2 separate regions of the Mus musculus genome follow, and region 2 is linked to region 1. The links are chromatin loops, found by intact Hi-C in ENCODE. Cell type or tissue: heart. All regions are shown on one strand. Links, peaks and the distances in the headings refer to the core of each region. The heading gives the core; the rest is flanking DNA. Region 1 has its middle 19 kb from the start of A530065N20Rik. Region 2 holds the start of Gas1 (growth arrest specific 1).

Region 1 (11,673 bases), core at 6,040-8,539:
ACTCTGCAGCTCTGAACTCCAGGTTTCTTATCCTTGAAATTCAGATGGCTACCATCTCCAATCCCTGGATGTTCTGGGAGCTGGAGACTCCTGCAAAGAGCCCACCCAGTGGAGGGTCCCAATTGTTGACCTCGGAGAAGATTCTTAAGTTCATTGCTCCCTGTGATTGTCTTAAAGTCACACCAGTAGTGCAGTCCTTGCTCCCAGTCATTTGCATTTGGGAACTATAAATGATGCTTTGTGACGGGCTGTGGGTAGGCTCATTCATTTCGATTCTTTCTGTCACAGTGAAGCACCCCTCAGGGATACCTCTGGTCCAGCCCAATGCACAGCTCTCTTCTGGCTTCTCTTTTCTTCACTCCTAACTTAAGGCCAGTTTGCTGGACCCTTTTCCTATGAGAGAACGAATAGATGCCACAGAGGGGGCTAGTCTGAGATCACATTTGTATCTCACTTCACTTCAGTTGTTCATGGTGGAAGTTCTTAAAAAGAAATTTTTGTTAGCATACAAAATAGTGAATTCATTGTGACTTTTCCTCACATGTTCATATTATACCTTTCCTAGCTTTGCCTTCCTTTCCTGAATGATTTCAGCATCTGTCAACAGCATCTCGCTGTAGCAGCTACTACTGTGGTGTTTATGGTGACTCTCTTCGTTTTCTTTTATATATTTTCATAACCATTTAGAGGGGAATTGCAGAGGAGAGTCCTAGTTTCTGGTCGATTGAGTGACTTGGTTGTTTACATATCTATACACACTCTTAGATAATTATTTTACTCTGTGGATCATGATCTGACACCATCATTATTCAATTCTTTATCAGATTCTCATGGCCCACCTCTGGTAGCCTCCTGAGCTGGGTCAGAGTTAGGAAACTTGCATATGTACAGATAGATGTTCATCATCTGTCTGTTGGTCGTGTGTCTGTTTACCTACAAATCATTTATCTATCAGTGTATTTTAATCTCTCTCTTTATATAGCCAGCTAGCTATCACCTATCTGTCGTCTATCGATCCTTCTATCCAACTATCTACCTTCATCTACCAATCTATTTTCAACTATGCATCTAGTGAGCTATTATCTATCTATCTATCTATCTATCTATAGATCTATCATCTATGTATCTCTCTATCATCTATGTTATCTACTATTTATCTATGTATCTATCATCTATTTATCTCTATTATCTATCATCTATCTGTTAATGTTTCTATCATCTATTTTTCTTTTTCTCTCTTTTTTCTTTCTTTTCTTTTCTTTTCTTTTCTTTTTCTTTCTCTCTTTTTTTCTTTTCTTTTTTTTTCTTTCTTTCGAGACAGGGTTTCTCTGTGTAGCCCTGGCCATCCTGGAACTCACTCTGTAGACCAGGATGGCCTTGAACTCAGAAATCCACCTGCCTCTGCCTCCCAAGTGCTGGGATTAAAGGCATGTGCCATCACTGTCCTGCTCTATCATCTATTTTTCAATGTATTTATCATCTACCTATGTATCTATGTATCTATCATTTATGTATCATCTATCTATCACCTATGTATCTACATATGTATGTATGTATCAATGTATGTACCTATCATCTTTCTATGTATCTATCATCTATGCAACTATTATCTATGTATCTATCTATGTATCATCTCTATATCATCTATTATCTATCATCTACCTATTATCAATCTATTATTTATCTTTCTATCCATCCATTCTCTATCTCTCTATCTCTCTATCTCTCTATCTATCATACACCTATCACCTGTCACCTACCTGGATGAATATGATTTCACAGTAATCCTAGTCTGACATGCAGGACTATCTCAGCTTCTCCTTTCCCGTCTCTATAACTACTTTCTCCATTGGAGGGAATTTGTCTCTTTATCTACCATTATTTACTGATCAGAGAGTAAACTAACTCACTGTTGATTTAAGCCACACAACTCAGACCTTCACAGCAAAAGCTTCCAAACTCCTGTCTGTACTGTGTGAGTCCTCGGCTCACTTCCACATGATTCACTCACAAACCAGCCACTCTCAGCTTCCCACTGATCCTCCCAAAGGGTAGGCTGGTGGCTTTGTCCCTGCTGAAGGCTGTGGTTGGGTCTGTGGCAGGTTGTGGCAGCACTCTGGCCAATGGAGACCTCATCAGGGAGATCCCGGTGCTCACTCCATGGTGCTCCTGACCCCACCGGGAAAATCCCTGTGCTCACTCCATGGTGCTCCTTGGACCTCTCTCAACGTGAATTTCATCTTTCTGGCAAATTCTTTACTGACAACGATTGTATTTTCCCCTTTTAGAATAATTTGGAAAAGGAAAGTTCACACTTGTAGAAAAATTAGGACTAGACTGATGACCTATTAATGATTATTCTGCTGCTGTTGTCATGTCTACTCTTGTACAGTAAATGGCAGAACAAGATTAATTTCTTCAAATCTGCAAAGCAAACAACACTTATAACCAGCACAAGGTCTCCTCCGTCAGGGGCCAGCTATGGCGTGAAACTCTAGGGGAGAGCCAGAGTCTTGCACAGATGACGTTCTCGAGGTGAGGCTGACAGTCCCTAACTGCAGCATGTGGCCAGGTGCTGCCATAATAAAAGGTGGCAACCGTCCAGGAGTGTTCACAGCTGCATGCCTGAACTTTATTAAATATCTAACTGCAGTTGGCAGGCCCTGGCCAGCTCATAACTCATTCCTGGCTGACACATTCCAGGCCATAATTAGTGCACTCCTAATATGGCCCTTACTTTTTGTTCTCCCGTGGAATGAGCCTGTTCCCAGAGACAAATGCACGTCCCATGGTGGTGGGAGGGTGTGGGAAGCCACTTCTTTTTGTGTTTGAGTGCGGCGGGGCTCTATGGAGGAGGAAGTTGGGTTCAGATTTCTTCTGCTTCCCAAATGAGCAGCATGGCAGTCTCTGGGTTTTATTCAGCAGGTGCCCTCAATCTCTCTCTCATAAGATCTTGTTCTCCTTTGACCTGAACATGTGTAGACAATGGATGACCCTTTTCACTTTATCTCAAGTCTCACAGACAAGAGTAGAGGCCGCCTTGTACCTGGGTATGCACTGACTATATACTTCTGAAACATTCTTGCTATCATTCTATTACCACTGGTGTTGCTGCTGCTGTGGCGGCTGCGGCTGCTGCTGCTGTTGCTGGTGTGTGTGTGATATGAGTGCCATGTGACACATCTTTTGGTCAGAGGATACCTTTCTTGTTGTGAATCCATTTTAATGTGAGTTCAGGGATGGAACTCAGGTTGTCAGGCATGTATGGCGTGCCTACCCACCGATCTATCTCACCAGCCCTGATCCCCATAAGCATCAATAATAATAATAATAACAATAATGATAATAATAATAGGAAGGACAGTTTGGCATTTATTAAGGTCTGAGGATTCCTGTTTATGACATAGGAAGTTAATTTTGTACTAACCACCCCTGCACACACTGCCACAAATAAGTACAAGAAACTTCAGCAAAAGGAGTGGGCTTTAGCCAGGCCAGGCTAGAAGCCTGGTGGAGTCCAACTGCAGACTGGGGAGAGTTCATGTCCACTGACATGGAGACAATGGATTGCAGAACGGTGTGTTTCATGGTAGACTGCTCATGGACAGACTAGTAAAGCAGGGCTGAGTATTTTCCATGAGCAAAATATGTCACTTAAAAGACACACACACACACACACACACACACACACACACACACACACGGTGGGGGGAGGTGGGAGGGAGGGCACTCAGATTAGGATGAGTATGTTAACTCACATGATTTTTGAATTATTTTTATTAAAAATGGTTTCATTTTTGTGTAATTTGCGACCTGTGTAGTTAAAAATTTGTTGTTAAAAATAATGGCCACATGTTCGAAAGAATAGTCATAGTATTGCATGCATATGGTATCTTTAAAATAATTTGGTACCATTTTCATTTACTAGAGCAGGAAATTGGTACCCAGAGACAGGAAATGATCTTATGGAGGAAGAATCTAATAAAGACTTAAATCAAGAGTGTGAGTGTGTGGGGAGAATATAATGGAGTTTCTGGATTTATTTGAAAACACCTGGAGGCACCAGCTTGTCCTGTGTAGTGCCTAGTGAGGGCTCTGGAGCATTGCAGTGTCATGGTGAGAACTCTGGAGTGTGTGCAGTGCTATAGTGAGAGCTCTGGAGCATTGCAGTGTCATGGTAAGGACTCTGGAGCATTGCAGTGTCATGGTGAGAACTCTGGAGTGTGTGCAATGCTATAGTGAGGGCTCTGGAGCATTGCAGTGTCATAGTGAGAGCTCTGGAGCATTGCAGTGTCATGGTAAGGACTCTGGATCATTGCAGTGTCATGGTGAGAACTCTGGAGTGTGTGCAGTGCTATAGTGATGGCTCTGGAGCATTGCAGTGTCATAGTGAGGACTCTGGACTATGTACAGTGCTATAGTGAGGGCTCTGGAGCATTGCAGTGTCATGGTAAGGACTCTGGAGCATTGCAGTGTCATGGTGAGAACTCTGGAGTGTGTGCAGTGCTATAGTGAGGGCTCTGATGCATTGCAGTGTCATAGTGAGAGCTCTGGAGTATTGTAGTGTCACCTTGGTGAGGGCTCTGGAGTATTGCAGTGTCATGGTGAGGGCTCTGGAGTATTGCAGTGTCATAGTGAGGACTCTGGAGTATGTGCAGTGCTATAGCAAGGACTATGGAGTATGTGCAGTGCTATAGTGAGGGCTCTGGAGCATTGCAGTGCTATAGTGATGGCTCTGGAGCATTGCAGTGTCATAGTGAGGACTCTGGACTATGTGCAGTGCTATAGTGAGGACTCTGGTGTATGTGCAGTGCTATAGTTGGGACTCTGAAGCATTGCAGTGTTATAGTGATGGCTCTGGAGCATTGCAGTGTCATAGCAAGGACTCTGGAGTATGTGCAGTGCTATAGTGATGGCTCTGGAGCATTGCAGTGTCATGGTGAGAGCTCTGGAGCATTGCAGTGTCATGGTAAGGACTCTGGAGTATGTGCAGTGCTATAGCAAGGACTCTGGAGTATGTGCAGTGCTATAGCAAGGACTCTGGAGTATGTGCAGTGCTATAGCAAGGACTCTGGAGTATGTGCAGTGCTATAGTGAGGGCTCTGGAGCATTGCAGTGCCATAGTGAGGCACTGACTAGTGAGGGAGTTAACCTCAGAAGTTTGGTTGCTTAATTCTTGGGCTGATGAATAGGAGGACTTCTGTTCTCTTTCCCATTCAACTTGGTTTTCTGAGAATTGATTTCCAATGTCTGCAGGAAAGGAATACTTCCCCGATGATGTGAAATAATATCTCTAAAGCATTCACTAAAAGTGTAATGTGAGCTACTCAATGAGCCACAGCACTCAATGGCACCAGAATTTGTGATTTAGACTCAAGGACCTGAGACCTAAATTTTCTGTATCAAATCCCCAAAGAGGAGGTCACACAAAGTAGCACCCAGCCCGAATGCCACTTGTGATCCTTGCTCCTGCAAGGGAGGAGCAGAGAACTCTCCTCCCCTCCTCACACTAGTTAGGCTGAGGGCAAGCCGTGCCTTCTCTTGTCTTCATACTCTCTGTTCTTCACATTATGTATAACCTCAAGAGCCCAGGGCAAGAGACCAGCGTCTAGGGAAAGACCTATCCAGAGAGAGAAATTTCCATTGCTGGTCACGAGTTAAGTCTTTGCCTCTATTGACGATAGCTTACAGCTAAAACAACAGTGTTCAAGGAATACCTTGTGCTGCCACGGACAACTGCTGAGGGTCAAGACACAGCTTGGGGTATAGCTCAGTGGTAGCGTACTCACCTTGCACACAGGAGGCTTGGGTTCAATCTCCAGCACTACAAAACAAAACCTATGTGGAAGGCAGACAGGGAAGAGAGCAAGGGGCTGAACGGCTGGTGATTTCCGTTTCAAGATCTTGCAAATAAGAACAAGAAAATGGGACTGGAAGTAGAGATCATTTCCTGCTAGATACTTCTGTGATCTAGAGTTTCATCTTCCTTAGAAATGGTGAGACACGGAAGACAAAGAGCATCACACATTTTTTAAAAAGTGATTTATTTTTAACTACGTATGCATGTGCATCTGTGTGGGTTTATCCACATGAGTGCAGCTGTCTGCAGAGGCCAAAAGAGGTCATTGGATCTCCTGGAACTGGAGATACAGAGTGAGGGTCCTCTGGGAGAGGACCACATGCTCTGAGCCACTGAGCTGAGTCTCCAGCTCCAGCATCACATTTGCTTGGTTCAGATTCACAAGTTGTAAAATGTTAAAATGTTTCTTTATTTACTTTTTTCTCAAAGAGCTGAGAATTGGCCTAGGGCCCCTGAGAGGGCTACACAAATATTTATCACTGAACTATACCCTCAGCTCTTTGTTGTGTTATAGTTAGTGCATGTCATAATACATGCATGTGTTTTTGGTGCGTGGTATGGTGTTGGAGGTCTGTGTAGGGATCGGTGTCCAGTGTATGGATCAGTTCACATAGTTGTTCATTTGTGGTATGAATGCTTGCAGCATTTGCCTTTCCAGATACTCAGGAATAGTCAATGGAATATTGTCAGCCATTGTCACCCTGCTGTGCGATACAAATCAAATTCGTAAGATCTGCCTGCCATTTTATTTTGTACTCTCTGACCACTCTTTTTCTGTCCCCTTACCCACTTCCCCACCCCTCTTCTGCTTCTGACAGCCACTGTGTTATTCAGCTTCTTCAGATCACCATGTAAATAAGATCATACTTTTTTTTTCTTTTAATCTGTCACTTAAAGGGAAGGGACTCCCCAAATCTAACTGATTTGCTCAAATCTTCCAGGGAGTGACCTCTTTTTCCATTACTGTTCATACTCCCTAGCCATAGCTTGGGAAATCAGGGCCTAGATTCTTAGCAGTGTTAAATTCTAAGACTACTTGGCAATGAAAACCCGATCTGAAGGAGTCAGAAGTTTGGATTTGAGTCTGGGCCTGCTGCCTTCCAAACAGGTGACCTTGAAGAAGCAACTGCCCCTTTGTGGTTAAGACTGAAAAAAAATTGGTTCCGATGATCTCCAAGCTCCAGCTATCAGACCCTGTGATATCCTTTACCGAGCCAGGAAGTTATGCTCACATCTTTCTCTCAATGTAATTCAGTCCAGTGTGGGGGAGCAGCAACAGACAGAAACAACTTCTGTTATCCCCCTTCTATCCCACGAGTCAGCACCAATTCCGTGCCAACCGTGTCCTTCTGTAAAGGATAGAGATCTAACCCACCAGGCTTCACCCGTCCTCATGAAACACGGAACAGAGGAGAATAGAGAAGGGTGCGGGGAGGGAAGGAGGAAGGGAGGGAGAGAAACAGAGGGGGAGAGATTATGTATTCACACTGAGCAAACCAAGCTTGTCTCATTCCTGGGCCCTGTGAACAGCTGTGGCCACAGCTGAAATATTCAACCCTACCAAATGACGACTTTCCCAACTCGGCCCCTCGCGTGCACCAGTGAAGTCACCAGCCGCTCAGTTTCCCAGCTTAGTAATGTGCGGGTCAAAGCCAAAGACATATTAAGAACAGATGGCCCAAGCTGACAGGGACAACTGCTCCAAAATATACTCATGGGGTGTGAGCTCTAATGCAAACAGGGGTAGGATGCTCCTCAGAGCATGCTAAACGTGCCTTTGGCTCTTTCCAACTCTCCACTGTTCCACTAGCATGTGACTGAGACTGTTGTGTTCCTCCACTTTGCTAATTACTGACCCCCCCAGAGAGCTGATCCAGAATGGTATCGAAAGATGGGGTCCCCAGGACCCTTGGAAACGAAGAGCATGATTCAGGTTGGCTTTCATTACCTATTCACTCGGTCAGTGACAAGTTGTTTAGAAGCCAATGACAAGCACCCCTAGTACCTACAGCAGTGTCATGCACTCTCACAGTCCTTCAAATGTTTACTGAGAATCTTCTATGAGCCATTATCTCAAAGACGGGCCTGTCTAATCTCTAAGAAGAACACATGCAACAAATCCAACCTCCTAGTTGACTTACCCCTCACTTTTGTAACACGGGAGTGTTTTATATCATATTCTTCAAATTTTTAAATGTTGCGTTGCCCACACAGCCGAAGTCTGTGCAATACAGACTGTGTCTAATCCAGAGAGCCTTGGTTAGCTGTTTTATGCTGAGACTCAATTAGTCACAGCATAGGGAGGTAGGTGATATCCAGAGCCAAAGCTGGGTCTTGCTATCATTCTCAAGAGGTTATGGGTACTTGGGGCCTTTGAAACAGGTACAGCTTTGTTATGGGTAGGCAGCGCTTAGATTAGAAGGTTTCCAGAGTGAATATCCAGGAGGAGGATGAATGGAGGGTCGCTCATATCACAGCAGGCTCCTTTGTGTGCACTGCTTGTAGAGGCAATCCTTGTGAGTAATTCCAGGCTTGAAGAAAGGGTTTGTGGGATAAAGTCTGACCCGTGGAAGGCTGCACTTCAGCGCCTACCTGTTGGAGGAGGGGCAAATACAGAGTTGGTCCTCTGCATCAATAGGTTCCACGTTCTCAGGTTCAGTCAAGCATGCATGACAATATTCCAAAAGATCAGGTCTGTACCAAGCATACCCACACACCCTTGTGATGATTCACTGAGCAATGCAGTGGCTGCTTACATAGTCTTTGCATGGTATTAGGCATTAGAAGTAACCTTGGGACCATGACAAGTCTGTGGAGGATGTATATAGGTTGCGTGAAGAAGCCAGAAGCTTCTCTGAGTGTGTCCAGCTGGACTGGGCAGGATATGCATAGGTTAAGAGAAGATTGGTAGCTGCCCTTCCTTGCTGCTGCTCAGAGCTGTGTTCCACTGTCTGCGGTTTCCACTTGTCCTTCTTTATAGCTCTGCATGGACTATGGATGTCTTGAAGTCAAGAGTCAGAGTTTTAGATCAGTGCCAATGTTTTCTGCAGTGAGCACTGTTGAGTAGGTTTCTCAGGAAGGTGGGTTTCATTAAATAAAAGATCTTTGCACTGGGCCTCTGATCCCAATTGCAAGCTCAGCTGGGTAGTAGGGTAGTGATCCCCTCCATTATTGTTCATCAGACTCTAGAAACTTCTTCTTCAGCACAGGGTGTGGCCGAGAGACCCAGGCCTGTAGTGTGGAGAACACAGCCAGCTGGATGAACAATGCTTATGTTTTGAAAGCACTGTGTCCTCTGTAGGATAATGTGGGCTTTGCGAAAACTCCATGCCCAGGCTCTCCAGGGGGCGAGAGACTTGGACACTGCTTTCTCCCTAGAAGGCTTCAGAGTCAGACTGATGGCTCCAACCCAGCCTGCACCTCCCAGATCCCTCCCAAGGTACCTCTAGCAGACCCAGATGGGAAGTGTCAGACCATCACAGAAACACACCAGCATACGCTGAGAAGTCTACGTTCCCATACGACAAGAGTTGCTCTTGTGTTCTTTAAGACACAGATTCACTCAAAAATATGATTGCTACCTGAAACCCCAGCCCCTATCCTTGTTTTCTCTTCATACTCACGTACCCTGCTAAGTCTAGCTTCTCAATTAACTTTGCAAGTTTCCCTTCAATCTGTGTTGCCAGTTGCTTAATAAAGACACCTGGTTCCCCTTGCCTGCTAGCCCCGGAGTCTCTACATTACAGCAACAATGACTATCCTCAAGCAACAAGACTCAGACCTCCATTCTTTCTGCCTTTTAGACGTTCTCTGCTCTGGTTCCAGAAAACCATGGTGGCTCAGACCTTTGTTACACTCTGGGCCTCTGTGACATGACGTACTATTTCCTCAAATTTTCTTCCAGGTTCTCTCTGTCAACCTTGCTATGTACTCACCAACTGATCAAGCTCAAATACCCTAGCCTCTGTGAAGCCCGCCTCCCAGTCTTCCTTTATCCATCAAGCTACTTATTACGCTTGTCTTGGACACCACAACATCCATGTGGCACTGCTTGAGAATTTAGCACGTGGTGGCGGGATTTTAGTGTCTGCCCTTTCGTTATTGCCTACATCTTATTCAGATTTAGGTCCCTGTAGCCTTGACGGACAGGTTACATAACTCCTTTCAGCTTCGTTTTCCGTTCATTTAGAGAGGCTACAAGACTGTCAAAGAGCTAAATATGATGAATCATAGCATACATTGCCTGGAATGTGGCAGCTCCAATAGACAGTAAACTGATACTATTATCTACTAGCATAACATTGGTGCAGAGAGGCACTGTCTTCTCGAACATACCTTCAGAGGGAAGGCTTCTATGCTCTGGGTTTGAAGGGATAGATTTTGAGGGGGGAGTGTAGCTGTTGGCATCAGATACTCAAGGGAGCAATTCACCACAGGGCTGGTGGCTTTCCTGGAGAGAAGACAACTTTGATTGGAACCTAGCCTCAAGTTGCTTGGGTGATGTGGACAGGTACATGGAAATCGACTGGCTTTTATTTTAGTCAAGTGAAGACAGATAAGAAGTGGACAGGAGTCAAGAGAAATCTATTTCTGTGAACGTCCTTTATAAATGTGTATTAACCTTTTGCGTGATCTAGTCTTAGGTAGTTCAACACCCACCCCTATAACAGGGAGAGAAAGCAGACTTTTATTTTGGCGTGAGCACAGAATCCCAGGTGCAGTCTCCTTTCTGGTGTGAAACAGACCCATAGTCTCTTGGAGTTCAGCAGAAAGTGATGTCAGCATGCACAGAGATTTGGGAGAAAACAAACCAATGTAAGGTCCTGCGCTGGGAAATACTGTTCCATTTCCTTCTGAAAGGAGCTCTCAGTGGTTCTGGAAAACCATCTGGAGAGATCCACTCCTCCCCCTTGGCTTTCGTGCTCCAATGCTCCTGATTAAAAGGGGGAAGGGGGAAAACATGGTGTGTGTTATCCTCATAGGCAGCCAGCACGCTGTAACCCATGGAGGGTTCTCCTGGATTGTTTTAAGAGCACTTTGCAGAGGCAGTCAAATGAAAGGCATGTGTTTCTTCATCAGGGAGACCTTCTCTTGGGGATATTTTATTTGCAGTTCTCTAAAGAGGCAAAGTCTCCACGCTTTTAATCTTCTGCACAGGAACGTCTAAACATTGGGAAAGCAGCACCAGAAAGCATGACCTCAGTGTCTCCGAAATCCTGCTAAGTCTGGAAACTTCTCCAGCCTGCTTGACCTTAGCAACTGGACTGTGTTGGATTTTGCCAGCGACAGCAAGTTTCGTTACAGTGTGGACAGTTCACTGAAGTGTTTTTGTCCTTGGGTTGTTTGGTCAGCCTCAGAGGAGCCAAAGCCATGCTGAGAAACTCAGTCTTGAATGTGGAGATGTCCAAATATCTCCTGTGACATCAGAGTCACACGGGCGTTCAAGGGCCATAGTCATTTACTTCTCTGGGAAAGATTTTCTACAAATTAAAAGTGGCTTAACGGGACACATGTCTGCAGTGTTCTTGGTCAAGAGGTGTCAACCCATTGTAAAAATTATGTTTTGACGCCACAGGATAGGTGGAGGAAGACTTCCCAGTTCCTTACGTGGAGGCTTCAGAAGGTTGTGTGTAGATTTAAGAATCAACAGGCACTTTTGGCCTTAGTTTAGGACATAGGAAACAAGGTGAGCTGCTAGGTAGTCAGGTGCAGTGCTCTATGATTCTGTGTGCTCAGAGCGACTACACGTAAAGTCTCAGAGCGCTTGCTATGTCTCCAAGTCTTGAGAAAGTGGAACAGAACTTTCATTTCCT
Region 2 (11,673 bases), core at 3,088-5,587, 160 kb after region 1:
AACAGCACATTACTTATGTCATTGGGATCGTCAAGAGTGAACTTTGTCAACTCCCTTCCAGAAGCAATCTCTCAAACAGAATACACTGATGTCCAACTTAACCGGCACGCACTGAGCCCCACTGGAAACTCAACCCAGGCCACACTGCTTGTGTAACCTGACGCTCTCCCACCATTCTCCTTGGAGTAGCTGGGAGAGAGCCAGGTCAACTGACAACATTTCCCATGTTTCTTGGTGCGTGGGGTCAAAGAACAATGGCGGTGCGCACGTTCTTCCCTTTTGTGCCTAGGAAAAGGAGACACGGACCATATATTTTGGGAGCGTTCACAGCGCAGTCTCAATGCTTATACAGCGAAGCCCAGGTTGGAAAGCCGAGGATTTGTTAGATGTTTCTAGAAGTTCTCAGGACCCTCTAAGGTCTCCTGATTTTGGATCCTGTGTAATGTTGCTGGAATGAGGTAGAGGCATGAGCTTGAGGTAAGGAAGGGACAAACCCTCCCCACTCTAGGTCACGTGGTGGTTTCTCTTGCTTTCTACCACCCTTCATTCTCTAGGGTAGGGAGGAACGTTGCTGTCTTCATGTGGACTCCACTGGGCACCCGTGATCCCCTCAAGACATGTTAGATCTCAATGGGCCATTCGCTCTGTGGCACTTAGGGGCCAGGAGCTGCTTCCATCCTTATGGGCGACTGTAGGAGTTCTACTCGGGTGTAGGGGTGTCCTCTGAGTAGACAAGTTCACTTCCCTAGGGCCATTTTCCCACTTTACATACGGGGCTTGCGTGTGTACATTGCTATATATTGTTAGAAATCAACAGGGACCTTATGCTATATCCATTGTGATCATATACAAAAGCCTTGCTGTGTGCTCGGGCGAGCAGTGAAGCTGAACCTCTTTCTATTTACTGTATGGTCACTTCAGTTCAATGAACTGCCCCCCTTGTTCTTGACCATTGTCCCACACTCCCTTAAACATTTGTCACTGAAGTGCCTCCAAAGACAAATGAACCGTCACAGAGAATCACAACCTACTAACTGGGGAGACAGGAACAGCCTGGAGGACAGATTAGACCTGAAATCCAAACCCTGTCTCTCATGGCGTGGGGGCTGGGGGAACTTCTTGGAAATTCTCCAGCAAAGCCCCAAACTACCTTTTTCTCTCATTAATGGCACTTCCAGGCATCTCCAGGAGACATTGGAGCCTGCCAAATGTCCAGAATTCCAAAGGCCTCCCTGGAGACACCGAGATATTGCAGATGTCAACATCTGCAAAAATCTTTTCTGTCTAGAAGCAGATGGCTGATGGGTGGTATAAAGATGCCACACTCTTGAAGCCCACTGCCCTGGCAGGATCTTTGCAGTCTGCTCTGACATCCACCAGGTCTTTCCAGAGGCTGGGCACACGGGGCTGCAGCCTTTGCTTTTTTTAAGGGAGAAGGCATAAAGTCCCCTCTGGCCGAGGGTGAGCTGAGACGATTTATTCTAGGCAGATGCTTCTGACAGGGCTCTGTAAAAATCAAGTTGTGAGTTTATTGTTAACAGTTAGTTGTCGGGCCTTTCCTGGTGCTGCCTTTGACTTATTACTGGGGGAAGCTGGACCTTTTACTGTGACAAAGACTTAACTTTTAGTGGGGAATGTGTTAAAATAGCAGCGGTGGAGATTTAAACACATTTAAGCAAAAGAGCAGGAGCACTACTAACCTGTAGTCTCTTCATTTTTTTTAAAAGCAGTTGATTTCCCTTACAAGCCTCTAGAATATTCTTTGTTCTGTTCTAAAACCAACCAACCAACCAACCAACCAAACAACCAACCAACCAAACAAACAAACAAACAAACAAACAAACAAAAAACTGTTCTAGGCTTTGTCTTAGTATTATCTTTACTGAACTATCAGTCACTTTCCTGGGCTCCATGCTGATGACAGCTACAGGGTGGGGGTGGATCTTGGTTTTGGGGACCTGAAGAGGGGTTTGGACTCCCTCCCTAATAGCTGGGAAAAGAGAGAGGCTTGAAAAAAAAAGCCTCAGAAGTAGGGGTGGGAGCAGGTGGGAAAGGGCACAATTTGGTTAATTACCTCAGGCAGCAGAGAAATCTAGTTGTTTTCTCAGCCCATGCTAATATCAAATAAAGAGACACCAGATCTTGCTAATCTGTCGACCCCCTCAGACAAAGTTTATTTGTGGTGACTTTTTAAACTCCCGACTTGCCTTCCAATCACCGAGTTTAAAATGAAAAGCTTTAAATAAACACCAGGAATAGAAGATAAATAAACTTTTTTTCCCCCTTGCAAGTGCCTAGCCTGCCGAGGTTCAGGCTCAAATCCCCAGAGGACAGAGTGCTCTCTTTTGTGTTAATGTTTAAAAGATTTTCCAATGCTGGAGTTTATTCCTACTGCAAACATTTCTATTTACAAGGTCAAGTGTATCAGCACTCGACACAGCTTAAGAGTGTAATTATTTATGTAAGGGCGTTTGAGTGTGTGTGTATCAGGAGCTTGGCGGAAGCCCAGCCTTCAATCCACTGTTCAACAGCTCCTCAGGACAATATTACCAGTCCTGGTGATTACTCCCCTCCACGCCGTGTTTACTTTTGCACGCCTCAATGTTTTGTAACAAAATTTTGTATTTTTTTTTTCACCAAAAGTGTGAAAATGGCTTTGAAGTATTGAGTCTCAGAGGCTTCCTAGACCTATTGGGAACAGATGTTATTGGCATGTTTGATTGAATGAGAAGGCAGAGAGGACACTCCTGGGGGTCAGGAGAAAAGGGGAGGGGGGTGCACAGGGTGGGTCTCCCAGGGAGGGGGAGGCTATCCTCACACAAGAGACAGAGTATTTTGTGAATTTTCTTCACAAATGACAACAGCAGCAGAGGCCAGTTACAAATTCTTTTTAGCTGCCCCATTTACGGACGTCTAATTGTTCATTAAATTAAAGGCAGCATTAGCTCACACTCTGCCTTGTGCTGCGTTTTAATCTCACTTGAAGCTGGATGGACTTCCAGTGCCCCCTCCCTCCACAGCCCTCCCACCTCATCACTGGGTTAAATGCAGTGTAACTGTCGAAAGCAACTGCACCATAGACACTGTTTAAACTCTTTACTGGTGTGTGCATTTTTAATAAAACAACCAAAAATACACAAAGTCATAGTTTTTTTTTTTTAAACACGGGATTTAAAAAAATGATGTCTATAAAAATACAATGTTTAAGGCAGTTTGGAAATGCATTTATACATTTCTACAATGTCCATAAATTCTCTTGAAAATAAGAACGTTACTTCAAATCTGTAAAATACACTGTACATTCTTCTACACAGGGCACATTTCAAAATGGGCTGCGGGAGCGGGTTCCTGGTGAGCAATGTATTCTATACATTTCTTGGATGGGCTGCAGGAGTGGATTCCTCATGACCAATGTATTCTATACATTTCTTGGATAGGGGAGATACAACAATGATGCAGATTTAAAACTTTTAATTTCTTTTTTTAAAAATAAATTATTTTCTGAAGCATACAATTTATAAAAAATTCTATATACAAAGTACAGCAACTGGTAAGAAACCCCAGTTTTAATACAGTTTATATACGACGTACCAGGGTGGAAGACCCTGATAGGGGCAGAGGTAATATTCAATCTCTGCATATTCAAATTTAGAATTTCTTGGTGGAGGGAAAAAAAAAAAAGGACAACAGAACAAACATCATAGAGGTTTTCCTAGATGGCAGTACCGAGCTTTAGGATAAAAAACATGCATTGTTCAACACCATGGTAACTTTTTTTCTTCTTTTGGATCCTTAATTCTAAGACACGTGGTGCAGAGGGATCAGAATGGTGGCAGGAAAATTAAAGGTGAAGGGTTAGGAATATAATGCAGTTGTAATTTCGGGGAAGCCCCTCCCCCCCCCAAAGGCAATCGCCAGCTCCACACTGAGCATTACCGATGGATAGATACACCAAGAGCACAGGAATGAATCGGTAAGGGGAACTTTTCTATTTACTTACGATTGCTGTGTTTCTCAGTGGTCACAAGCAATTTAAGTCGTTACCAGTACTATGTGTTCCCTCACCGGAAAACAGTTTAAAAACAAAACAAACAGACAAATAAAAACCCGGCCCCTTTGCAAACCTAATTCCCTCAACATCCCTTCTCCAAGTCCATTGGAACTTGAAAGACCCCCACCGTTCAGCACTCTGAGTCTAGGCCTCCTTTGCTTTTGCAGGGTGTCCCGAATTCTGCAGATTAGAGCTGGCAGTATAGATCAGCCGGTTATCTCTGCAGCCTGGAAAACCGCACAGAAGAGGGCCGAACATGTTGGCTGCGGTACGAGCTGGGCCCTGTCCACCCAGGAAGAGTGTGGGTCAGTGTTCCCGACCATCTCCGGTCTCCGAGCCACAGGTGCCCTGCTCGGGAACCAGCTGGGTCGTGCATACCGGCCTGGAGCAGCCTGCAGCAGGGGCGCAGGAGCTACAAGTGTGACCCGAGCAGCAGGAGCAACAGCAGCAGCAAACAGGCAAACGGGGTCCAGGCGCTTCGATTCGCCCAGTGGCCTCCACTGCCGCTGCTGCTGCTCCTGCGCCCGGGACCGTGGGGCAAGTCTCCGCGGCCGCCCGCCGCAGCAGCGCCGCCGCCCGGGCGCGCAAGGCCGTCGTCGTCGTCCAGGGGTTGCTCGCCGCCCGCGGCCCCAGCGCGCTGCTCGTCGTCATATTCTTCGTCGTAGTAGTCGTCCAGGCCCCCGTCCGAGCCGCTGCTGCCCGGACCGTTGCTCGCATCTGGGCCGAAGCACAGGCGGGCCATGTTCTCTTTGACCGATTCGCAGATGGGCCGCTCCAGCCCATCGCACACGCAGTCGTTGAGCAGCGCCGCCTTGGGCACGGCCAGCATGTCCTCGATGACCGCGCGGCACTCGTCTGTGCAGCGCAGCCCGTTGAAAAGCTTGCCGCAGTAGGCCAGGTAGCGGCTGAGCGCCAGGTTGCAGCGGCTGTCCCGGTCGCAGCGCCGCCGGGCCTCAGTGCAGCCCATGACCGAGCCCGCTCCCGCGCCCGGGCCCACGCTGCTGGTGCGCGGCAGACAGGGCTCGATGGCGCGCTTGGTGGACCTGCAGTGTTCGTCCTGCGCGCAGTCGCAGTCCTCCAGCGCGGGCCCGCGGCGCGTGTGGTTGAGCTGGATAAGCGCCGAGATGCAGTGGCTCGGGCAGCGCCAGCGCGGCGAGGACGCGGCCGAGGCGGGGAAGGCGCCGGCGGGCCCCGGAGCATCAGCCCCGCCGCGCTGCGCTAGCACCGGCGCACAAGCCTCGGCGTACTGGCTGTAGGCGTAGCTGCAGTCGGGCTCGCCCTGACACTGCAGCAGCGCCTGCCAGCAGATGAGGCGGCGGCCGTGCGCTAGCCCCGAGCCCCGCGGTGCCGAGCACAGCAGCTGCAGCAGCGCCATCAGGCACAGCAAGGCGCCCGGCAAGGTCCCCGTGCGGGCCCCGGCGCCGCCCAGCAGCGCGGCTAGCATCGCGGGCAGCAGCGGCCGCCGGACGCGGTGCGGAGCGGAGACGAGGCTCGGGTGGCGGCCGCGGGGCCGCTGGAAAAGTTTGTCCGAGTTCCGCGCACTTCTGGCATGGGCGTCCTCATCCATCCATGCCGGCGGCCCCGCGGCTGGTAAAGGCGGGTGTTCGCTCCGGCACCGCGGCCGGGGCTCCCTGAGAAGCGCGGCGACGCAGGTCCGGGTCCGGTAGACGGTTGGAGGCGCTCAGTGCCGTTCCGGGGGGACGCGGCGAAGCTGCAGGAGCGCGCGGCGCCGGGGGTGCATGGTGCTAGGCGCCTGCAGACAGTCGTGCGGCCGGCGGCTCCTCGGTTCCCGGCTCAGCGGCGCGTAGCACTTCGCAGCTCTGGCATCCCGCCTTCCCGCGGCCAGGACGCTTGGTCCCCTCCCCCTCTACCCCGGTCTGGGCCGCGCTCCGGGAAGTTCTGGGCGCCAGGCGCAGGGAGGACCCCGAAACTCGGAGCGTTTCTCTGCTCCGAGACCCGGAGCTTGGGGAGCGGATCCGCGGAGCCCGGCTGCGGACTAGCTCGCCGCGAGGCTTTAAATACAAAAGTGGGCCGGGAGCCCCCGTGTGGTGCCGCGGCGCCCCCTCATTATGCATGCATAGAAAAGCAAACAAACAAAAACATTAGCAACGCTCCTCCGGCTCGCCGAGCCCTGGCCCCGCGCGCTCCAGGCTTGCCCGCTTTCTCCTTTCTCCACTCTCCGGCGCCCTTTGCTCGGCCCCCTTCCCCGGCTTTGCGAGCTGCTATTGGTCCAGCCTGTTGTTGTTGAAACTTTTTTTTTTTTTTCCGAGCCGCTGGAGTGGGGCTGCAGAGTGGGGGAGGGCGGTGGGCAGCTCACATTCAGGCATTCAGGGCTTGAAAGGAACGGCTTAGGGAGCCTGACACAGGCCCAGCTCCTCCCACTCTTCAGGAGGCTGGGATACCGAACCCCAGCTCGCGCACAGAGCCAGCGGGCAGGGCTTAGGGCCAGCTGCCTGCATCCGGCTCAGCCACCGGCCTTTTTGTTCCCTTCCTCCGCCCCCTTTTTGTTTGGGTGGGGGGACACTTTTATTAATTCTTACTGATCCCCCATCTTTGCATCCGAGAAAGTTCGAAAGTCACTTTAATTTTCAGGCTCCTCATCTCTGAGTTCTGATCACCTCGGGGGGTATAGCGAAGGCAGGGAGTTTTGAGAATTCATTGTAAGACTTTAAAAACTTAGACACAGATTGCGCGCGCGGGCACACACGGGTTCTCTCTCTCTCTCTCTGTCTCTGTCTCTGTCTGTCTCTCTCTGTCTCTCTCTCTGTCTGTCTCTCTCTCTGTCTCTCTCTGTCTGTCTCTCTCTCTGTCTCTCTCTCTCTCTCTCTCTCTCTCTCTCTCTCTCTCTCTCTCTCTCTCTCTCTCTCACACACACACACACACACCGAGCCACCATCACAACCACGACCTCTACCACCACCACAAGAAGGACACTTTCCACCAGCTTTCAGTCCCCCTTTCCGGCAGGTAAGGCCCTCGCACTGGACATCGTTTTCAAACTAAGAAATCCAAAGAACTGAAACTATTTCTTTACTCACGATTTTTTTTTTTAAATACGAACGGCAATGACAAATCTTAGCATTAAAAACCCTGGGAATGCTGAGCGCTACCACCTGGCTGCAGTTACAGCACAGAGGACGAGGGTAAATTGACCCGCTACGTGCTTTAAACTGCACGTTTCAGTTCCTCGCTGTGTTTAAAGCAAAAGCCACCAGCAGAGCGGGCTTTGCAGTCAGAGCAGGACTCTCTCAAGCGACCTTAACTGTGGCGCAATGCAGCTTTTGGCCACTAGAGGCACCGCGAGTCTGTGGCCTGTCAAAAACTGGCTCCTTCCTCTCCCCTTTCCATGGTGAGACTATCAACTCAGTCTGTCACAAAATTTAAGGCTAAATCGCTGCTGAAGCAAAGGAAGCCCCAGCTGCAGTGCGTTCAGAAAGTGGACTGTCCACCTCTCCAAAGAGTTAAAGAGTTTGAAAGGGCGAGAGTGAGGGCCTGACGGATTAACCTGGCTTTTGGGAAAAGCTGGCTGCCTAGGCTGAGGAAGCTGTCTCTGAAACCTCACAGGATGAGAGAGGCAGACTGAGCTGTGTGAAGCCACCGTGCTCCTACCCTAACCCTAATTCATGGTTAGGACCATGAATTTAGTAATAGAAAACAAACGCAAATCTATCCTTAAAAACTAGCCAGATGTGGTACAGCAAGCCTGTTTATCCCAGGCAGAAGCGGGAGGATCGCTGCAAGTTTAAGGACAGCTAGTTAGATCCTGAGAGCTCCAGGCCACTTGCTTTGAGGTCAGATTGCTCACTTGCTAAGGTCCTTTTTTATCCTTAACAATCTGTGATCCTGAGCTCCTAAGAAGAAAGCCAGCCCTGGGATGCATCTTCTGGCTTCTTTAGAGAGCTCTCAAGACACCCTGCAGGAGAATCATCTGGAGACCTTGTGTTCATATCTGGATTCCTAACTCTTTGAATCTCTGACAGCTAAAACCCTGGAGGGCCTGAAAGTCTGCATTTCCAACAAGATTTAAGGCGGTGTGTGTGTGTGTGTGTGTGTGTGTGTGTGTGCGTGCGTGTGTGTGCGTGTGTGTGTGTGCGCGCGCGCGCGTGTGTGTGTGTGCGTGTGCGTGTGTGTGCATGTGCGTGCGTGCGCGTGTGCGTGTGCGCGCGTGCGTGTGTGCGTGCGTGCGTGTGTGTGTGTGTGTGTGTGTGTGTGTGTGTGTGTGTGTGTGTGTATGCGCGCGTGCGTGCAGTGTTACTGATGCTTCAGAGCTGCTTACTGGGGGAATGTTCTGACTGTGTTTGTTCTAAAGGTTACAAATAGTTCACCTTTGCTGGTCACATGAATCCATCTTAGCCTTGATTCAGGTCTCAGTGGGAGCTAAGGGAGGTCACGAGTGCTCATCCTGAAGACATCTTTACAGACTCATGGCCTTGACGTGGAAGGCCAGAGGAACAGGCAGCCACAGCAGGCTGTGTGCATTCCCCTCTTTCAAATATAGGCTTTCCTGGGTCCTGGGCTTTCACTCTTTAAGGACACCATGTCTATGGATTCTCCGTTCCCTCCTTCCTTCCCTGTCCCTTCTCTCCCTCCTCCCCTCTCCCGTTTCTCCCTCCCTCCTTCCCTTCCTCCTTCTTCCCCCTCCCTTCCTCCCTCCCTCCTCCCCTCCCTCCCTCTTTCCATCCTTCCCCCCCCCCACCTCTCCTCTTATTGACTTCTCACTCCTGAAGTCCCACCTGGCATTTTACTCCCCAGTAGTTTCAGAGTATCAGTCCATGATTAGCATGGTGGGGAAGAGTGGTAGCAGGCAGGCATGGTGCTGGAGTGGTGGCTGAGAGCTCACATATGATCCTCAGTTGTAGACACAGGCTAGAGGAATTACAAGGAGGAATCGGAACTGGGTGAGGAATAGAACTGAAAGGGACACTTGCTCTCATGATGGTGTCTACCTTAGAGTTTCTGTAGCCATGCATAGATACCATGACCATGGCAACTCTTATAAAGGAATGCATTTAATTGGGGCTGGCTTACAGTTTAGAGGTTTGGTCCATTATTGTCATAGAGGCATGGCAGCATGCAGGCAGGCATGGTGATGGAGAAGGATCTGAGAATTCCAAAGGCATCAGAAAGAGACACTGGGCCTAGCTTAAGTATCTGAAACCTCAAAATCTGCCCCCCCCCCCCCCCCGCCCAGTGACACACTTCCTTCAACAAGGCCACATCTACTCCAACAAAGCCATGCCTCCTAACAGTGCCACTCCCTATGAGTCTTTGGGTCATTTTCATTCAAACAACCACAGTGCTATTAGGAGCCAAGGTCCTTCTTTTTAAAAAGCTAAACAGTAGACACATTACTAATATTTTCTGAGCTCTGGTATTGTCCCAAGAAGAACAATAAATCTTAGCCCAGTCAACCCAAAGTACCATTAAGAATAACACAGGATGTGGGCTTAAGACCACATTTAATATGGTTCTGTATGTGGTGGGAGATGACAAAATGCTTCCCATCATAACCAAAAGATGGAAATTGCTGGTATCTAGGGGGATTCCTCTCTCTCTCTCTCTCTCTCTCTCTCTCTCTCTCTCTCTGTCTCTCTGTCTCTGTCTCTCTCTCTCTCTCTCTCTCTCTCTCTCTCTCTCTCACACACACACACACACACACCCCTAATGGAGTGGTTTAGATGGAGCATGACAACTTCTTGACTTCTTAAGCCAGCTTGTAAACTCAGAACTGGCACACATCATTTGTTCTATAGAAAAACCAACAGAGACCCATGTCCTTAAAGAAAAAGAGAGTTCTGAAATCCTCATGCGTGAAATGAGACTTACATTGGTGAACATGGGTCCCCCCTCTTGAAGTTAGAGGAAAGTGAACTAGGAATTTAGTAGTGCTCTAGCTGGCTGGCTGAATTGTCAAGAGTCATTAAAACACAGGCATCTTAAGTGGTAGATCCACAATAACTTGCTTTGTTTATTGTTGCTTTTGATGACCAAAAAATACGAAGGCTTTTGTGTGAGGCAAACACTCAGTAGGTCTGAAAATCATTGACTGTTGAACTCTACATTTCACACGTTGGATGCCTAGCTCATTCATCCCCAAGGCCATTGTTATCACTTCTCTGCTGCTTCCTAGAAAGGAAGTAACTTGTTGGAAAAACGGGAAGAACAGATATTCCAACAGGAAATGAACCCTCGACTTGATCAACCAGGTCAAGTCATGGGCTCATGACCAACAAGCCAGGTCAAAGTCATGTCAGAGACAAAACAACTCCAGTCATTAGTCTTGTCTCTTTCAAAGGCTATCTCCATGTGCGCTGGAGGTCTGGTAATTCTAAGGAAAGTTTGCTCCAGTCCACACTTCCTCGCTCTTCACTGCTTCCGGTTCCGTGGATGCTTTCGTCCTTGCTGAACAGCAGTGTGTGTCTTTCAAGTCATCCTGCAGGCCACAAGTTCTCAAGCAGGGAAGCATCTGAGAGGCACACGCTTGCTTTTTCAAAGCACATATGTCTGAGACTAACGCCACTGCACTTCAGTTTCTCTCCGGGGACCATGGGATGTGGAGGTGGGTGGGCTGGTGTATATTTCTTAAGCATATCTCTGCTTAACTAATCACTTTTGTGATTAGTAAACTTTCAAACTTCATAGATGGAATTATAGAATTATCTCTGGGGGGAAATGATAACTTTTGTTTTTTTAAGTATTGACAAGCAAGTAAACAAAAATAAATAAAGATTAAGCAAGCCTCTTCTTGCTCTCTACCGACCCCAATGTTCTGTTAAATTAAGATGAGAAGCCTGTGGACAGGAAAGGAAGAGCCAAAGAATAAAGGCCTCCCCATTGATAAATTTGAAGCTTTTCTTTTCCAATTTCAATATGAATGGAATGGTCAATGCAGACAGACCACAGAAGGAATGCCTGTTGATCTTCAGTCAGGAGTTTGGAATTAACTCTAAAACATTAAATTTTTTCAACTAGTGGGTCACAGTACTGAATATGGAGCTTGAAAAAAAGAACTTGACAACAGGAAAAGGTTTCTGGGTATACTGCAACCCCAACTTCATTAAAATCCAAACACCTGAAAGGCAGAGGAGATTCAGGCAGTACAGGGCTTCCCTGTAGCCTTTGCACTGTGTGTGCCAGAACGCCACGGAGAGTCAGCAAGAGCTGCCTAGCTCACCTCAGCTCAGGTCAGAGGCCACGGCAGATTGTGAACTGCAGTGTTTACACTACACACACAACATTTTCTGTTCTTACATGGCTTATTTGTGGAAAGCAAACACATTTACTGTTGGAATTCGATTTTGGGTGTGTGTGTGTGCCCATAAGTAGAGGCCAGAGGTTTATAGCAGAGTCTTCCTTGATCCTTCTCCATCTTTGTGATGGATGTGTTGCCCTGTGTTCTTGCTGCTATTGCTATTGTGTTTCCAGTCACTGAAAAGGCCTGAAAAGTGTCTCCCACTGAACCCACAGCTCACCAGTGGCTGGACTGGCTGGCCAACAACACCTGAAGTCCATTTGGCTCAGTGTCCGCACTGCAGAGTGGGCACTGCCACACTCAGCGTTTTATGTAGTGAAAGGCAACCCAGACAGCTTCTTGAACTTACAGATCGAGTATTTTACTAAGT

What was found. Hi-C counts contacts between places; a loop is a spot of excess contacts. Peaks named below come from ENCODE experiments on the same cell type or tissue, not always from the same donor. Only the 100,000 strongest peaks of a DNase experiment are listed, where the experiment ranks them.
Region 2: a loop joins it to region 1, with 6 times the contacts of the local background. A loop is called at or near these places in 4 of 42 quality-filtered maps.

Annotation. Positions count from the first base shown.
Region 1 is chr13:60,005,168-60,016,840 of GRCm38, forward strand. No RefSeq gene overlaps it. Among named protein-coding and RNA genes, the nearest start is that of A530065N20Rik, 19 kb to the right of the region's middle. In heart, for the core only: no CTCF peak of the experiment used is centred there; a DNase peak (open chromatin) is centred at 7,454.
Region 2 is chr13:60,171,324-60,182,996 of GRCm38, forward strand. It overlaps Gas1 (growth arrest specific 1), which reads right to left and starts at 6,212. Exons shown (of 1, transcript NM_008086.2): 1 at 3,082-6,212. The coding sequence starts at 5,618. The coding sequence ends at 4,464. In heart, for the core only: CTCF peaks have their summits at 3,710 and 4,628; DNase peaks (open chromatin) are centred at 4,508, 4,608 and 5,198; H3K4me3 peaks cover 2,500 bases; H3K27ac peaks cover 1,880 bases.